2 separate regions of the Homo sapiens genome follow, and region 2 is linked to region 1. A link is a loop called in an ENCODE intact Hi-C map of the cell type or tissue named here. Cell type or tissue: tibial artery. All regions are shown on one strand. Each heading gives the region's core, and the rest is flanking DNA. Links, peaks and the distances in the headings are about the cores only. Region 1 holds the start of RNF175 (ring finger protein 175). Region 2 has its middle 14 kb from the start of TMEM131L.

Evidence for each region. Hi-C counts contacts between places; a loop is a spot of excess contacts. Peaks named below come from ENCODE experiments on the same cell type or tissue, not always from the same donor. Only the 100,000 strongest peaks of a DNase experiment are listed, where the experiment ranks them.
Region 2: a loop joins it to region 1, with 9 times the contacts of the local background. A loop is called at or near these places in 3 of 110 quality-filtered maps.

What each region holds. Positions count from the first base shown.
Region 1 is chr4:153,751,792-153,761,469 of GRCh38, forward strand. It overlaps RNF175 (ring finger protein 175), which reads right to left and starts at 8,233. Exons shown (of 9, transcript NM_173662.4): 1 at 8,006-8,233. The coding sequence starts at 8,071. In tibial artery, for the core only: no CTCF peak of the experiment used is centred there; no DNase peak of the experiment used is centred there; H3K4me3 peaks cover 1,142 bases; H3K27ac peaks cover 443 bases; H3K27me3 peaks cover 1,296 bases.
Region 2 is chr4:153,447,396-153,457,073 of GRCh38, forward strand. No RefSeq gene overlaps it. Among named protein-coding and RNA genes, the nearest start is that of TMEM131L, 14 kb to the right of the region's middle. RefSeq lists an enhancer at 2,907-3,056. In tibial artery, for the core only: no CTCF peak of the experiment used is centred there; DNase peaks (open chromatin) are centred at 3,976 and 4,700; H3K4me3 peaks cover 726 bases; H3K27ac peaks cover 4,996 bases.

The DNA of each region.
Region 1 (9,678 bases), core at 887-8,886:
CTACTCTGGCTTCTAGGATATGAAGTGTGAGTCTGAGCATCCCTAAAAACCATCTGTTTTGCTGGTATCTTAAATGATTGCAGTGAGTAAATATCTCCAATGTCAGTGAGTAAATATCATTTCCAAGTTCAAAGTTTCAGAGACAGAGCTGAGCAGAGGCTCCGTTGATTTGGAGCATTCTTGTACTCTCTTGTTAAGAAGGCATCATTACTGACCCCAGGGAAGGGAGTAATCTGGGCTTGTGCCCTTACAAATTGAGCTGGAAAGCACAGACATCGTCTCCAGAACCATGCTTTTTGGATGACCTGCAGAGTCCACCCATGGACTACCTTTTCTAGATTATTGCTAACCCACTACATTTGGTCATTTGAAACCTTTAAGGCCAATCATTGGAAAGACGTAATCGTGTAACTTTGGTGGAGAGCACAGAAGAGCATAGACAACCAATGTTTTTGCCCCCAAAGCAGAAGTTAGCAGAAAGGGACCTGTGGAACAAAGGAGGAGACTCATGCACCTTGACTACCTGAGGCTTGCTTCACTCCTGGAACTCAACACTTGAGCCCAGATGTTGTGACCTCCATTTGAATATTAGGGACCCACCTGGTGGGATCACCTGGGGGCAGGGAGCCATGGAGAAGTTGCCAGTATTACCCCCTGTGCCACCCACTTCTTTCCTGGCATCACCCAGAAAGGTCCTGGCATTGTGCAAATATTGCCTAAACTTATACTTTTCTATTTCATCCAAAGCCTTGTTCTCTCTTAAATGTGAGAAAGAAAACCTTAAAAGTACTAGAAGAAAACATGGGTAAACATGTTTATAATTCTGCAGTGGAAAAGGCATTTTTAAGTATAATGTAGAGCCCAGAAATTATAAAGTTAAAAAATGACAGATTTTGAGGACATTTAAAATAAAATACATTATAGTCCTCAATATTTGAAAGACAAATTGAACTGGGGAAAGCATAACATATGTGAGGGGCAAAAAACTAATAAGCATATGTAAAAAGGGTTTTTATAATTTAATCAAAAAGAGACAGTCCAAAAGGGCAAAGTACATGAATGAGAAATTCACGAATTGAGATATACAAATGACAAATAAATTTATGGAAAGGTGTTCAAACTCACTAGTAATAACTGTGTTTAAAAAAAAAGTAAAAATGAGGACTTCTATTGAAACACGGTAAATAAAAAAAGTGCACTTACCTCCTCTCCCTCCCCAAACACCACTAGAACAATAGCAAAAGGACATAAACCTCCAAGTCCAAGGAGAATGAGAGAGGAGTCCAGAGCAGCCAATTCTGAAACTGACCAGCAGATGGGCCAGCGGAAAGGGACACTGGGACACCACAGGGCAAAAGACACCGAAGCCCACCAGCATGCGGGCAGTGCAGAGCAGAATGTGTGTGCTAAGACCCTCAGGAGGGCTGTGGATTGCGGGCTCCTAGGGCGTCTAGAAGTGGGGGATGCAACCGGGGTTAGTAACAGAAGGTTCACTGAAAGTCAGTTTAAGGTTTGGTGGCCCCCACACTAGCAGAATACTAGTGGCTAAACCGGAGGCACAGGCCAAGAGGCACCAGGCATGTGGAGGGAGAGTAGAGGACACTGGCAGCCCTCATCTGAGTCTAGAGAGCCCTAGCACCATCCTCCCTGGCAGCATCACCTCTAGATCCGGCTGCAGGGGCCCTGCCTTGCTTTAGAGGACCCTGGACATCTCAAACCCTGAAACACAAAATAACTGTGTTTTTATCTTTTCTCTCTCTCTCTCTCTCTTTTTTTTTTTCCCGAGGTGGAGTCTTGCTTTTGTCGCCCAGGCTAGAGTGCAATGGTGCGATCTCAGCTCACTGCAACCTCTGCCTCCCGGGTTCAAGCGATTCTCCTGCCTTAGCCTCTTGAGTAGCTGGGACTACAGGCACTCGCCACCATGCCCAGCTAAATTTTTCTATTTTTAGTAGAGACGGGGTTTCGCCATGTTGGCCAGGCTGGTCTCCAACTCCTGACCTCAGGTGATCCGCCCACCTCGACCTCTCAAAGTGCTGGGATTACAGGCGTGAGCCACTGTGCCTGGTGTCTTTTCTGTCTCTTAAGAAAATATTTTGAGGCTGGGCGTGGTGGCTCACACCTGTAATCCCAGCACTTTGGGAGGCCGAGGCGGGCGTATCACGAGGTCAGGAGATAGAGACCATCCTGGCTAACATGGTGAAATCCCGTCTCTACTAAAAATACAAAAAATTAGCCTGGCGTGGTTGTAGGCGCCTGTAGTCCCAGCTACTCAGGAGGATGCGGTAGGAGAATGGTGTGAACCCGGGAGGTGGAACTTGCAGTGAGCTGAGATCGCGCCACTGCACTCCAGCCTGGGTGACAGAGCAAGACTCCGTCTCAAAAAAAAAAAAAAAATTATGAAAGTCTGGTAACTGATTGAGTGAGTAGACCTTGATTGGAGAGAGATGATGTAGGGCTGACACCCCAGGGGACTGGCAGGTTGGGGAGAAGAAAAAGAATAGCCTGTGCTCTGGGAAACTGGAGATAAAGTTTTGAAATTTGGCCATCCCAAACCATCTAAGTGGGATCTTGGCTGACCAGGCTCCTCAATTAACTGCAGTGAGGTAGTCTGGGAGCAGCTTGGAACTGCTTGGAAATCCCGAGTCTGAAAAGTGAGATGTGTGGTGGGAGATCCTATCTACCACAGCTTCCTTGGGAGTCAGTGGGGTCAGTCCACATCCCTGGTTTAGGCACCGTAGTGAGTTGAATTGTGTCCTCCCAAAAGATATGTTTGAGTCCTAACCCCCAGTACCTGTGAATGTGATCTTATCTGGCAATAGGGTATTTGCAGATGTAATTGAGGACCTCAGAATAAGACCATCTGGATTTGGGGCAGGTCCTAAATCCAATGCCTAGTGTCCTTGCAAGAGAAAGGAGCGGAAGATTTGACATCCAGAGACACAGACACAGAATAGCAAGGCAGAGTAGATGGCCGTGTGAAGACAGAAGCAGGAACCAGAGGGATGCAGCCACAAGCCAGGAACACCTGGAGTCACCAGAGACTGGAAGGGGCAAGTAAGAAGTCTCCCCTAGAGTCTTTGGAGGGAGCATGACCCTGTTGACACCTAGATTTTGAACTCCTGGCCTCCAGAACTGTGAGATAATACATTTTTTTGTTGTTATGGAGGACCTAGGAAACTAGTACAGGTACATTGAAACTTCCATCTTCCCTGTCCCAGCAGATCCTTGCTACCACTCAAGCCTGCAGCCAGCACTGCAGGTAGGGAGAATGTGGCTACACGGGCCACAAGTGGACCTGCAGGCAGGGCTGTAAGAGCAGATCAGTTGATGATACTTAGACACGTGGCACGAGGGCCTCCATTTGTGCTCTTGGCCTAGGCATGTTAGACATGGGCTTGCCCACTTGGCTGGCAGCCAGACATGCCCCTTACACAGGGAATGAATCAATTTAAGCCAAGAGAAAAGACCTATAGATGGACAGTCCTTGTTCTCCCTACAAAAAGGCCCAGCCAGGTCACCCTCCACTGAAGCCTGCCTGTCAACAGGCTTTCCCTGCTAGCAAGAGCTTAACAGTGCTGTACTGTCTCACCTCAGACACAAGTGAACAGTCAAAGATCACAAGACGTTTGAGACAGGAAAGAGTTCTGCACCCATAATGACAAGAACACTGCTTTAAAGAATATAGAAAAACAACCAAAAGCTCTTAGAAATTAAAAACAGGAAGACAGAAATAAAAACTCAAATGAAGAATCGAAGATAAATTGAAGAACTCAGAAAGAATTTAAAAAAAAAACCTCAAAGACATGGAAAACAGAAGAGAAAATATAAGAATATTAGTGAATTGGGCTAGGAAATCTCCTCACATCCCCCACCCCCGCAAAAAAAATGAGTTCTAGAACCAGAGAAGAAGATAACAGATGGCAGGAAGTTTAAAAGAAATTACACAAGAAAATTTCCAAGGACTGAAAGATACCTGTTTTAAAAATGAAATGCTCACCAAGTACCCAGCCCGATGGATGAAAAAGACCCATATTTTTATATATCTACATAAAAGAATCTGTAAGATCTACAAAATGATAACACAGATTCATATTTACTGACATAGAAATATTTTCATGACATATTCTGAACAGAAAAAGCATGCTTCAAAGCAGTTGTGTATAATCTGAGCCTATTTATGTAAATGTATAGTTACATAAAGAGACATCTGTAATAAAAAAGCCCAGAAGAGTGGCTCCCAAGACATTAACAGGAATGCTCCATGGGTGGTGATACATCCTGGGCATTTACTTTCTTTTTTATACTTCTTTACATTAAGTGTATTCTACATGAACATATGTCACTGAAAAGAACAATACAAAAGTAAGCTTGCCTCTGTCCTCTTTTTTATCCCTTTCCTTGTCTGATCAGTAGCCATGTCCTTTTTATCCCTGTTCCAGCACCACATTTCTATCAATCTCTTATATCTTTCTTTTGGCTAGCTAAATTTGTGTGAGCTCCAGATGCTTCTGAATGCCTCCTACATAGCCCCACTTGGGACTCTCTCTCTCAGATATGTGAATTAACCTGCCCTAAAGTGAACATACTTGTTTCCCCCCAAGCTGCTCCCACTTCAGTGTCCTCCATCCCCCATCTCAGTTAATAGCATCCTGTCCTATCTATCCAATTGCTCAAAGCAGAAAAGCCTGGGGCATCATCCTTGCCCCTAACCAACCCTGTACCTCCAACCCACTACTCTCCTGTTGACCCTACCTATAAATGCCTCACAAACATGCCCCCTTCTCTCCACCCCTATGGCTTCTATGCCATTCATTTTGTCATTCATTCAGCAAATATGGAGTGGTGCCTCCCATGTGCCAGCCACTGGGTTAAGAGCTGGCATTCAAGGGTTAGAAAGACAAACAAGGTGTCTGTTCTCATGAATAGGACCTTGTGTTCTAGAGGAAATGATGCACAATAAACAAGCAAACAAAACAACTGCCTAATGAAGTAAATTATATGAAGAAAATAAAATGTGTGATAAAGAATTACCAGCAGAGGGCAAGGGCTGTCACTCTTTAGATAGGGTGGCTAGGGGAAGATGAGATGGAGGCCAGCATGCAGGGTGTCCCCCTCCTCTGAGGCCCTTGCCTTCGCTCTCTTCCCTCTTCAAACAGTAAGAGTGTTCCCATTAAAGGTAGACTGATCCTATTGTCTTCCTGCCTGAAATCCAACATGGCTCACAAGGCCTTGTATCCCATTTCAGCCTCCCCTCTCTCCACTGCCCCTGCACACCCTCTGCTCCAGCCAAGCAGAGCTTTCCTGTCCCTGAATGCTCTCCCTCCACTCCCAGCCTCCATGCTGGGTTGCCTCATTTCTGCTCACCCTTGGATCCCACTTACTCCAGGACACCCTTTCGGTGAGGCCCCTACCAGGATATATACTGACCTTGAACATTGTTACCAGACTGCATTGTTGATGACTTATTTACTTACCTGAATCTGTAGGTGGCCAGCGCTGGCCTCATCCCCCCACTGAATCCTCATGTCTGGTGCATGGCACACTCAATGTGTTTGGAGACTGCCACCCCGATTGGCTTTCATTATCTCTCACCTGAACTGCTGCCTCCAAACTGATTTTGTCACTTTCAACTCTTCCCTCACAAAACCCACCTGTTAGAAAAATCTTTCTAAACCAAGTAGCAAAGCCAGAACAATGAACTCAGAAACTAGTGATGACCCTGGACCACATGTGAGTGCCAGGTAGGAATGTTAGGTTTAGAGGGCTGTATTCATTGGTAAGGAATTCATGTCACAAGGCAAGGCTGCATGCCTGTGGGTGGAGAGGAGGGGCTGTGTATGGCCTGCCCCCAGGCAGAGAGCAGTTTTGGGGAAGTGGTGGGTCCTCTCAGCTCTCAGGAGAAATCCGAGCCTGGAAAGCAAGCCTTAGACAAGCAGAAGAGGGAACTCCTAAACCCATGGTCTCTGCTCTCACACTCCAAATTTTAGGAGTTTCAAACATACCTAACCAGTTGCAGGCTCAAAAGACCCCAGGGGTTGTAGCTGGGGAGGTGGAGGATGGGGAATAGGGAGATGGTGTTTGTCCAGTAAGGTATGCTGGAGTTAGGGTCTTACATCATAAGATTGTACGTTACTGTTCATTTATTCATTCAATAAATATTTATTGAGGCCCTGCCGTTTGCTGAGACTGTTCTAGGTCCTGGAAATACAGGAGCGAGCAAGGCAGACCACATGGCTTTTCTGCTGGAGCTTTCATGCTGAAGGAGGTTCTTAGACAATCAAATACACACATAGACATACTTCAGGTAGTGATAAGGGTGATGAAGGAAAATAAAATAGGGTGAGGTTCAAACCAAAGGGAAGCTATCAGATAATAGGCTGGTCAGTAACTATCTCTGTTTTCACTTTCTTATCCCTAGCTCTAGTAAAGTCAAGAAACCAGCACTTCTTGAACTTTGATGTGCAAATGAATCACCCTGGGATCTGGTTAAAATGCGGATTTCAATTCAGTGGGTCTGGCGTGGGAACTGAGACTGCATTTTTAACAGGCTCCCAGGTAATGCCTTGGCTGCTGGTTCCTGGACCACACTGTCTTGCCATATGGGATTAAGGGAAAAGCTGTGAGTCCCTCCTAGGGCAGCCTCAACAGAGAGGCCATACCTCCTGAGGGCAGCAGACTAGGCAGTGATGCCAGCCTTAAGGAAGAGCAAAGATCAGCAGCAAATCCACCAGTACTAGATCCTCTGACACTCCTGGCATGCATTCATCAATTCAGAACCTCCCTTTCGATAATCTGGGTTTGAAACCAGCAAGAAAGTCATGGAGTTTCATTTTAAGTTTCCCCATTTTGTGGTACACAAGCCCCTCCACAGCCTAGCCCACCCTTATTTTTTGCTATAAGCATTCCTGACCCCTAGGTTTCTGGCAGTCAGAGTGGACAGTCCCCTCTCTCTGCCTTGTCCCATGGCCATCCATCCCAATATTAAAAAAAAAAAAATCTCCAAGCCATTTGGTACTGTTGTTCCCTCCATCTAGAATTCTCTGGCCCATGAGGTCAGATCCTGTCCATTCCCCAACACCCAGCTCGAATGCCACGCCCTCACGGGTTGGAGGAGAAGGGGGTTAGTCAGGAGCAAGCCCTTCTCAGAAATCCTACAGTTCTTTGCCTGAACCTATTTTGGGACATTAATCTCTTCCTACCCGCTCTGTGAGTGATTTTTGTTGTTGTTTAAGAGTTATCTTTGCCCTTAAGAGTTATTTTTGTCCTCGTTTTACGGATGGGATTTGGGTTCCTCCAGGTAAGACCTACCCTCCTCCACCCCCAAATCCTCCTGGTACCTGGATGTAGCCTAAGAAGAATTGTCCTATGAACGAAGAATAAATTAAGATTGGGTTTGCAATTGACGCCAGCAGAAGCAGAAATGGGCTAGGTTGAGCACCAGGCAAGACAAGCTGACGATCAGGGTACACATCTTGAATCAGAAACCCTGGGCACAGACCAGCAGTCTGCGTGGTAACAGGCCCTCCGAGTGATTCTGATGACACTCGAGTTTGAGAACCAGGGCGGTCTAGCCAAAAGCCTGCAGTACACCCCTTCCCCTCTCTCGCAGCTTACGACCTTGACCCTGGGCTCTGGGGGCTTCCGCCGAGGAGGGAGGAGGGCACAGGCGGTCACAAAGGAGGGCGGGAGTGGAAGGGGTGAGCCTGGAAGAGAAAGTGCGAGGATGCGAGAAGAGGGATGGAGCGAAGGAAGAGGATCAGAAGGAGGAAAGGAAGGTAGCGGGGAGGGCACAGAAGTGGGGAGGGAGGGAGTGGAGGAGGGACTGGCACCCCGCACGGTGGCATCTTCCAGAAGGTCATGCGTCCGTCCCCACGTCTTTCCAGGGCCGGTTCTCCCCGGTGGGGCCCGGGGTCTTGGAGACCAGTCTGTGCAGCCTGCCCGGCACCAGCGTGAGCCCCGGGACCCCGGCCTGGCGTCCCCCACGCCCGCGCCCCCGCGCCAGTACCTGCTCCTGCTGCGGGGGGGCCTCCAGCACCGGCGCTGCCTTCCGCGCCGCCGTCCCCGCGGCCATGCCTGAGCCACTGTGCCTTCTCCAGGGCACAGCGCCTGCCGGGGAGGGTCCCGCAGAGTCCGCAGAAGGAGGCGCCGCGGGGCCTCGGGAGCCGAGGGTGAGAGCCGGATCTGCGGCGGCGGCGGAGCGGCGGCCCTGCCCGGGTTGTGCGGGGCGGGAGATGGGAGCCTCCCGGCACGCCCCGCCTCCGCCCCCTGCACGCTGGCCAGCGTCCTCCCCAGCAGCGGCCTCGAGGTCCCGGTCGCCAGCACCCCGGTTCCTTCAGAACCTCAGGCCTCCCATTCAGCCAGCCATTGTCGCCGATAAAGCGTCTTGAGCCCTACCGGGTGCGTGTGGCGGGAACCCCGGTTTTGTTACCGGGCGGCAGGACTGGAGGAGGGGTCAGAGGTGGGTAGGGAGAGAGAGGGGAGTAGAGGAGTGAGAAATGGCGGTGGGGGGGCGAGGGGTGCTGGGGAGGAAGAGAAGAGAGAGAGAGAGTTTCCTCTCCCTCAGAGGTGTTTATTAGGAGGCAGGAGTTCGGGTGGCTGTGCAGATACAGACTTTCCTCAGTTATCTGTGCTTCCTCCAAAGATGATGAAGGAGAGAAACTCCAATCTAGGGAGAGCGCAGACCATCTTGGCCCCTATGCTGCTCCAGGCCATGCAGGGCCCCTGCGACGCAAGCATCTTGCCTTTGCCCCTCTACCTCCAGGGTCTCCCCTCCCGCCTTTACAACTTAGGCCTAAGCCTGGCTTCAAGGTTGAGAACAAGCTGGAACGTTTAGGCAAGCCTTTAGAAATACCTGGGTGTTGATTTGGGGAAACAGAAAAGAGGAGCACAGAATTAGATGATGTGTCCTACGAAATACAGCTTACCCCTTTCCAGTTTGTGATGGCTCGTATTTGTCAACACCTACAAAGGAGGTGAACAGACCAAGATGGACATTTCTCTGCCATTGTGGAACGTAGAGCCTAACAGGGGATAGAGAAAAATAAGCATCTAAGTACAATTTATCACGGATGGTGCCTTGGTTTTCCAGCCTTAACTGGGCATCAGAATCCTATGGAGGAATGCTGAGTTTGTTAAAACTCAGAGTGCTGGCCAAGCACAGTGGCTGATGCCTTTAATCCCAGCACTTTGGGAGGACAGGGCGGGCGGATTGCTTGAACCTAGGAGTTTGAGACCAGCCTAGGCAACATGGTGAAGCCCCATCTCTATAAAATATACAAAAGTGAGCTGGGCGTGGTACACCTGTAGCCCCAGCTACTCAGGAGGTTGAGGCTGGAGGATCGCCGGAGCCCGGGAGGTTCAGGCTGCAGTAAGCCGTGATGGAACCACTGCACTTCTGCCTGGACAACAGAGCGAGACTCTATCAAAAAACAAAACAAAAATCTTCAGATTGCTGGAGTTGAGCCCTAGAGTTTTTAATATAGTAGGTCTAGGGTGGAGCCTGAGCATTTGTCTTTTGAACAAGTTTTCAGGTGCCGCTGGGGCTGTTACCTACATCTGAAGACTACCTTGTAGCATGATCAGAGTGTGTTGGAAAGAGTGTCTGAGATGGAGAGAACAGTGGATGCAAGGGCCGGAATGCTGGAGAAGGCATAATGAATTGGAGAAATAAAAATCATG
Region 2 (9,678 bases), core at 504-8,503, 300 kb before region 1:
GTTCCAGCTACTTGAGAGGCTGAGACTGGAGGATCATTTGAGGTCAGAAATTTGAAGCTGCAGTGAGCCATGATTGTGCTGCTCGCTGCACTCCAGCCTGGGCAAAAAAACAAGACCCTGTGTCTTAAAAAAAGGAAAAAAATAAATAAATTGATAGTAAACTCCAGTCTCCAATATGGAATGGCACAGAGCTGAAAATATATTATTCCTTATCTGTCTTCTGTGCTAGGAGTTCATTTGTTAGAGTAATTGCAGAGATTTTGCAACTGTTTATACAGCATTTGAAATCCTAGACTTTTACTCCCATGAGACTACCATAGTCAGACTGTTTACGTCTCTTAGCAGTAGAACGAGAGTCACTTTATTATCTTAAATGTGAGCTCCCCTCATCTTGCCCTATTTCCTGATCACCAAGCTTCACCAAGAGATTGGAAGAGACATTAACAATTGAGGAGACTGGGGAATTTTAGGTAGCCCATTGTCACTAAGGTATAGCTATTTTCCAGAAAAAAAAAATTCTAAAGAAGCAAAATATCTTTAACAAACTTATTCATGCTTACACCAAATTAAAGGGGGGACCATGGCAAATTCTATTCTACAGTTCGTTGTCCCAGAGCCTTGACAATTTGGAATGCAGGCTGTGCCCGGATGGCAGGAATTTGGAATCAGTTTACAATGTGTGATATGATAACACATGTTCTGGATCAGCGGCAGGGGAATGTTTGGAGCCGTAATTCTGTCCGTCTCCCCATTAGCAGGAAGCCATGCTAAACTCACAGCTGGAGAAGTGCCTAAAAAGAACTAGGTTCTTTGTGTGTGTGAGAGAGTGTATTTATAAAGACAACACAAAACCCAGCCCCAGGGATAAATGCTAAATTAAGGTCATCAAAAATGAAACAGTACATTCATCACATGGATAAATTGGTATCTCGTTGAGATCACTACTTTTCTCAGCTAGAAGCGTGGCTCTATACCCTCATACATCTGGGCTTCATGTTACAGGGGATGTTTAACAACATTAGAGAAAGAAAACCCTAGACCCATTGGCAAGCAGAAAGTCAAATGGAAAATGTTCACTTTAATAAGGCACAAAGGGATGTATACAAGATTCAAACAACATGAGTTGAAACCTGATATCCCTGAGGCTTGAGGTAAAAACGGACTCTTGGCTCTGGTGAGCCAAACATTAAGGAAACATGTAAGCACGTGTAAGTGCAAGCATGAAGCTAGCATAATTCAGCAGGCTTTGTGAAGCCAAACGCTGAGCTTAGGCAAGAAAGACTGAACGTTGTCCTTTGAAAAGATGTAAGTTATTGGCACATTGAGGTTAGCAGAAAGAATGATTTATATAATGTAGTCTTGCTTTCATGTCTCTCTCTCTCTCTATCTCTCTCTTTTTTTTTTTTTTTCCTTTTTGAGACAGGGTCTTGCTCTGTAGCCCAGGCTGAAGTGCAGTGGTGCAATCACAGCTCACTACAGCCTCAACTTCCTAGGCTCAAGTGATCTTCCTGTCCCAGCCTTCCAAGTACCTGGGACCACAGGTGCACGGACACAATGCTCGACTAATATTTTTATTTATTGTAGAGACAGGGTCTCACTACATTGCTTAGGCTGGTCTCGAACTCATGGGCTCAAGCGAAAGTGCTGAAACCGTAGGTGTGAGCCACTGCACCTGTCTTCTCTCTCTCTCTTTTTTTTTTTGAGACAGAGTCTCGCTGTGGAGTGCAGTGGCGCAAATTCTGCTGACTACAACCTCCGCCTCCCAGTTCAAGCAATTCTCCTGTCTCAGCCTCCTGAGTAGCTGGGACTACAGGCGTGCACCACCATGCCCAGCTAATTTTTTGTATTTTTAGCAGAGTTGGAATTTCACCATGTTGTCTAGGCTGGTCTTGAACTCCTGGCCTCAAGTGATCCACCTGCCTCAGCCTCCCACTGGCTTCTCTTTTCTTAAAGTCTATAGTGTTCTGTACTTTTCTAATGGTTTCCTACTTCAACTGTACTTACATAGACACAGCACTTCTCTCATGATTATCCTGAATGAATGAATTAGTGATTATGTTATTTAAAATATTCAAACTATGAAAGTACTGAGGCAGTCATGGTTGATTTGGTGTTTTTATACTATTTCACTAATTTGCAACATCATCAATTTAATTATGGCTGGCTTAAAGTCACCAAAAATCTACTAAAAAGTCAATCTGGTTTAATAATCAAGATAATATCATAGCTTCAGATAGGAAGATGATCATGATTTTACCATCATGATCCCATCTAATTGTTCAAATAGATACCATCTAATTGTTCAAAATTAGAACCATAAGACTTTGTAAGGCCGGGTGTGGTGGCTCACGCCTGTAATCCCAGCACTTTGGGAGGCTGAGGTGGCGGATCACAAGGTCAGAAGATTGAGACCATCCTGGCTAATACAGTGAAACCCCGTCTCTATTAAAAATACAAAAAATTAGCTGGGTGTGGTGGCAGGTGCCTGTAGTCCCAGCTACTCGGGAGGCTGAGACAGGAAAATGGTGTGAACCTGGGAGGTGGAGCTTGCAGTGAGCCGAGATCGCGCCACTGCACTCCAGCCCGGGTGACAGTGCTAGACTCCATCTCAAAAAAAAAAAAAAAAGACTTTGTAAAACCATCAACTGATTTAGTGTATAGTTAAAGAACACTGTGGCTAACTCTGCAGTCTTTTTGTAGAGGGAAGCCCTAGTTTTCAGGGCAAGGATTTATAAAGCATTTTTCTGTTGGCAAAGTGCTTCTACACACATTTAATTGAATCCTCTCGACCTTGTACCTTTTTACTCTAATATACGATTTGGGCTTCTTCTTCAGAGGTGATCAGAAGTATTTGGTCTTAGTATTTGAGCAACATTTTTCCAGAGTTCTGTCTTCATTACATCAACTTCCTCTGACAGCTAGAAAGACTGTCTTAGCCATTTCCTCTTCAGAGCCCTGTTGCTTTCGAGCCAGTGACCTGTGTACCAGTTTCCTGCTCCACAGATGCCTTTAGTGAGAAGAGTCCAGTCGCTGACTCCATTCCCATTTGGGTCACAGCCCCAACCCATCACTTCTCTTTGATGACCCACTCTACAATCTTCCAGTTTGTATCCCATTAAACCACACACAAGTTTTCCCCACTTTCCATTGAAAATTAAAAATCTTTTGATAGAAAAATACATAAACTAACAAATTGCTTATGACCACAGCATCCGAAGGTTTTTGGTTCTCGGTTTGTGTTTAGGTGGACAATCGTCATTAGCGTTGATCCTAGCACTCACACACCTTGCAAGTGGAACTGTATCGATCTGCCTCCCCAACCCCACATCCTGCTCATGTGGGAAATGCTTTCCTCCACTCTTACTCAACTTTACAGCCTCCAAGTCCCTTCTACTCCAACCTCCTGTGTGTGTATAACATTCTTTTATGCTTTTTTCTCTTTACAATATTTTAAAAATCCTTTGTCATTGTCTTGAGTAGTTTCTTACTGAAGTTATTGTAGTATTCTTTGCCATTTCCATGTTACTGGATTTATTTTGGGTGTTTCCAGTTTGGAGTTATTACAGATAACCTTGCCATAAATATCTGGTAAAATATTTTTCATTTAAAATTATTTTCTCAAAATAAATTTCTAAGAATACCGTTGTGGCAAAGGGTATAGTCTTTTTTTTTTTTTTTTGAGATGGAGTCTCATTCTGCCACCCAGGTAGGAGTGCAGTGGCACAGTCTCGGCTCACTACAATCTCTGCCTCCCAGGTTCAAGCGATTCTCCTGCCTCATCCTCCTGAGTAGCTGGGGTTACAGTCGCCCACCGCCACACCTGGCTAATTTTCGTCTTTTTAGTAGAGACAGGGCTTTGCCATGTTTGCCAGGCTGGTCTTGAACTCCTGACCTCAAGTGATCCGCCCGCCTCGGCCTCCCAAAGTGCTTGGATTACAGACATGAGTCACCGCGCCCGGCTGGGTATAGTCATTTTTATGGCTGTTATTCTGTATTCGGGTTGCCTTCAAGAAAACATACTGCCAGCGTGGTGGCTCGGGCCTGTAATCCTAGTGCTTTGGAAGGCTGAGGCAGAAGGATCACTTGAGGCCAGAAGTTCAAGACCAGCCTGGGCAACATAATGAGACCCTGTCTCTATTAAAAAAAAAAGAAAAAGAAAAAGAAAAAAAAGCTGGGCATGCTGGCATGTGCCACCTGTGGTCAAAACAACAAAAAAGTACCAACTCATCACGTCCTTGGCACTAGAAGAGTGGGCTTCTTTGAGTTATTTCCAAAACTGGGTTTTATAACAAGTCACTTTTATTGTTGTTCTTTATTATTATAAAATGATACTACAGTTAACTTAATTTACATTTTGCAGTGAGGCTGATCTATCAGTATAAAATTTCAGCTCTGAACCAATCTTTAACATAAAGGGAAAATAATTTCAAAGGAGGGTGGGGTAGGTCATTCCTTCAAATGTATTGGGCAAACTCAGAACTGGCCTCCACCTTGCAGAGAGAAAACCCTGGATTGCTGTGCAGTAACGCGCTGCCACCCTCTAGTCTAGATACTTATTTCCTCACGCACAGATGATTGCCCAAGTCTCTTAACCAATTCACCAAACTTCCAGCTTCAGCTCTCCAAGTCATCTACCACACAATTTCCAGTTTGATGTGCTCACAGAGGACGTGCGGCCCTAGGGAGGGGACAAGGGCCGCAGGCAGCTCACACTGGAATCTAAGTCTCCAGATCCTCAGCCAGCGTCCTTTCTCCTACATCTTGCCCTTCTCACTACTTTCTGGGAGTTCCGACGTCTCAGCAGGGCTGCTGGGCGATGCCGTAGCCTTTCTCTGCAGCCCTCTGGCAGCAGCCGCCAGGGCCACTGCATGAGGTTCACACACCCGCTGATTGTGATTCTGCCCCTTGGCTCTGGCGGCCTGGAGTCCTCGCGCCTCTGAGAGCTGCATTCGCTCGTCTGGGCTGCGTCCTGCTGTTTCCGAGAAGCTACTGTTGGCAGTTGACTTGCTTTGGGTCGTGTTCTCCACGGCCCGGCCCGTTTGCCTCCTGCCTGGTTTCTCTTCCTGAGCTGACAGACCCTGCTCTCTGTGTGTCTGCCACGGCCAGCCAGGGTGTGAGGACTGTGATTCGCATGGAACCAATTTTCTTTGCTGGTGGAGGCCCCCTCTGATCATGTTCTGCAGCTTCTTTCCTGAGGGAAGGGTAGAGGGAGGTCTGCGCTCACACTGATGTGGAGTCAACTGTCAGGTTCTGTATGCTGTGAGGGGCCTCTTCAACCATCCAGCAGGCGTTCCTCTCAAACCACTTAGGGTGGACTTTTGTTCTCTTCTTCACACACACACACACACACACACACACACTGAATTTAGTCTGTCATTGGCTCAAGATGTCTTGGTTAGTAGCACACAAGCACACACTTTGGAGTCAGACTGCCAGGTTTGAATCCTGGCTCCACTGCTTAGATCTGTGACCTTGGGAAGTTACTTAACCTCTGCCTATGTAAATGTTTGCTCCTATTATTGATTAGTCCTTGAAGAGAAAGGGAGATTTTAGGAGGATAGACAAATCAGTCCTTACCTAAGGCACTCCTTTTTCAATTAGTGGTCTGTTTTATTTTGTAATTGGAGGAAAAATAAGGAAGCCCTATCTTGACTTGGGAGCCTGAAATTTCAACATGTGTCTAAATGGAAGAACTGAAATGGGGTCATTTTCACAATATGAGGGCATTAGTTTCATGTTGGCCTGGCATTAAAGTTGACTTGGTGGATGCATTTAGTGGGCCATCACCTGAGCTCTTCTGACAGGCCCATCCAAACTCATAGGGTTTGCTTTCTTCTGGTTCTCACTTTGTTTTTCTTTTCTTTTCTCCCTCCCTCCCTCCCTCCCTCCTTCCCTCCCTCCCTCCCTCCCTCCCTTCCTTCATTCCTTCCTTCCTTCGTTTCGCTCTTGTTGCCCAGGGTGGAGTGCAATGGCGTGATCTCAGCTCACTACAACCTCCACCTCCTGGGTTCAAGCGATTCTCCTGCCTCAGCTTTCCAAGTAACTGGGATTACAGGCGCCCGCCACCACGCCCAGCTAACTTTTGTATATTTAGTAGAGACGGGGTTTCACCATGTTGACCTGCCTGGTCTTGAACTTCTGACCTCAGGTGATCCACATGCCTCCGCCTCCCAAAGCGCTGGGATTAGAGTCTTGAGCCACTGCACCCGGCCTGTGTTTCTTAATATAGGAAATAACAACAAAACAACATTGCATAACACTTCCTATGTGCAGGGCACTCTTCTATAGCCTTACATATACTAACTCACTTTTCTGCCACAACCTGCAAGGCAGACTACTTCACAGTTGAGAAATGAAGGCACAGAGAGGTTAAGAAACTTGCTGAAGGCCCCACAGGACACCAGATTCTATCAACTGTAAACTTGGCCAAGTGGCCTTAGGCTGGCAGGCTAGGTGTACAACAAAGGAAAGAACGGATCTTCCTTTATCACCCCTTTTTCCTAATATCTGCCTCCCACTGCTGACCTGGTAGCTGTTTATTTGAACTTTAAGTGCCAAACTTAACATGACTGTAATTTGAAAGCACACAGATTCAGGAAGCTGTGGAGTTGCTTTATTTGGTGGATTTTGAAGCAGTAAGAAATGATTGATTAAAAAAGTTCAGGCTTCCTCCTGTCAAGCTTACAGGTCAAGACAGAAATTCATTCAGTGTTAGATATGGAAAGGACCTTAGAGGTAACATCATTTTTTGGCTTTATTTTACTAGGCAAGAAAAAAAGTCCATGGGAGGTAAAGTGCCTTGTTCAAGGTTGTGAAGCATATTTTCCAAAATTACAACTAGATTGTTTAGATGGGTAAGTCAGATAAATGTTGCTGAAGTACTACAATTAAGGTTCTAATTATGGAAATTAAAGTATGATATTAGTTTGGGGAGTTCCTACAGCATCAAAAGTTCATATGACTTAATTCATATATCAAGGTTACCTCACCTAGACAGAAAAGTCCCGTATCCACTACTGAGCATGACATCGTTTCTGGAACTATGAAACATGCAATAGGCTGGGTGCGGTGGCTCACGCCTGTAATCCCAGCACTTTGGGAGGCTGAGGTGGGCAGATCACGAGGTCAGGAGATCGAGACCATCCTGGCTAACATGGTGAAACCCCGTCTCTACTAAAAATACAAAAAATTAGTCAGGTGTGGTGGCGGGCGCCTGTAGTCCCAGCTATTCGGGAGGCTGAGGCAGGAGAACGGCATGAACCCGGGAGGTAGAGCTTGCAGTGAGCTGAGATTACACCACTGCACACCAGCCTGGGCAACAGAGCAAGACTCTTTGTCTCAAAAAAAAAAAAGAAAAAGAAACATGCAATAACCAGAAGTTGGTTATGTAGTATTGGTGTCCTCTTAAAAACAGATTTTGTGGTGCCATAATGGCTTTTATTTAGTGTTTTCATTGTGCACATTTCTACTGATCGCTGTTACACCAGTGGTCAGCAACTGACCTCCCACTCACTCAAGGGTATAAAGGCAGTATTGCCCTGGTGGCTGAAAGCAAGGATTCCGGAGCTAGCCTGCCTGGGTCTAAATTTCAGTTCTGCACTTACTGGTTTATGACTTTGGGCAATTATACCTTACCTATGTGTGCTGTGGTCTGAATGTTTGTGTCTTCATAAAGTTAATATGTGGAAACCTATTAATAATTCCCAAGGAGATGGAGGTAAGGCCTTTGCAAGGTAATTAGGTATAAGAGCATAGTCCTCATGTATGGAATGAGTGCCCTTACGAAAGAGTCCCCAGAGAGCTGCCTTGCCTCTTCTACAATGTGAGGACACAATGAGTAGGCAGCATCTACAAACCAGGAAATGGACCCTCACCAGACACCGAATCTGCCTTGAGCTCAGAGTTCCCAGCCCCCAGTATTGTGAGAAATAAATTTCTGTTGTTTATAAGCTACCCAGTCTGTGGTATTTTGTTATAGCAGCTAGAATGGACGCAGACATTGTATCTCAATTTCCCCATCTGTAAAATAGGCATAATGATTGCATGGGGTTGTTGGAAGGATGAAATCATTTAATATATGCAAAGCACTTAGGAAAGGGCTGGGCACATCATAAGCACTACACGAAGGCTTCTATCATTATTGCTAAAAGGAGAAGCTGAGTTACTATGGAATCACTTCAGATTGTTAAATGATGATGGAGCTGAAAAAGTACTAATCATTTCTGCTTCCCAGACTAGGGGGCTAGGCCTTGTTTTATAGCTTAAGAGAGACCTTTAAAAATAGGGTGTTTCCAAGATCATCTACTAAGAAATTGACTCAATTTCCAGAATTAAATGCCAATATTCTAAAGTATACTTCTATATCTTTTCCAATAACAAGGAAATGAGAAAGAAAACAAGGAAAAGAAACATAAATTCGCCGGGTGCGGTGGCTCACGCCTGTAATCCCAGCACTTTGCGAGGCCGAGGCGGGCGGATCATGAGGTCAGGAGATCGAGACCATCCTGGCTAACACAGTGAAACCCCGTCTCTACTAAAAAGGCAAAAAATTAGCTGGGCGTGGTGGCGGGCAACTGTAGTCCCAGCTACACGGGAGGCTGAGGCAGGAGAATGGCGTGAACCCGGGAGGCGGAGCTTGCAGTGAGCAGAGATCGCGCCACTGCCCTCCAGCCTGGGCGACATAGCGAGGCTCCGTCATGAAAGAAAGAAAGAAAGAAAGAAGGAAGGAAAGAAAGCAAGCAAGCAAGCAAGCAAGAAAGAAAGAAAGAAAGAGAAAGAGAAGAAAGAGAAGAAAGAAAGAAAGATCGATTCTACTCCCTGGTCTGCATTTCAAATCCACAAGTAGAAGATTTCAATAATAAGTGCAAACCATTAAGTATGTTAATGCAGTTATTATTTTAGAGGTTTACACAGATAACTTTCCCAATAGACTATAAGCTAGTATGTACAAAAGTATGTAGAGGAAAAAGGGGGAAAAAGTATGCAGAGGGACAAGAATTCTATGTTTAAAAGTGTGGAGACTCAAAAGAAAAATGACAGATTTTACTAGATTTTGTACTGCCCTTAATTTATCAACTGGAGATGATATTGCGGGGGGGTATTTTTGTTTGTTTGTTTGTTTGTTTGTTTTTTGAGACGGAGTCTTGCTCTGTCACCCAGGCTGGAGTGCAGTGGCGTGATCTCGGCTCACTGCAAGCTCCGCCTCCCGGGTTCATGCCATTCTCCTGCCTCAGCCTCCCGAGTAGCTGGGACTACAGGCGCCCGCCACCACACCCGGCTAATTTTTTGTATTTTTTTTAGTAGAGACTGGGTTTCACCATGTTGGCCAGGATGGTCTCGATCTCTTGACCTCGTGATCCATCCGCCTTGGCCTCCCAAAGTGCTGGGATTACAGGCGTGGGGCACCGCGCCCGGCTTTGCGGCGGGGTATGTTTTATAGCTATATGTCACAATAGTAACTTACTTTTTTGTGTGTGTGTGAGACGGAGTTTCGCTCGTTGCCCAGGCTGGAGTGCAGTGGCGTGATCTCGGTTGACGGCAACTTCCGCCTCCCAGATTCAAGCAATTCTCCTGCCTCAGCCTCCCAAGTAGCTGGGACTACAGGCATGCACCACCACACCCGGTTAATTTTGTATTTTTAGTAGAGACGGGGTTTCTCCATGTTGGCCAGGCTGGATC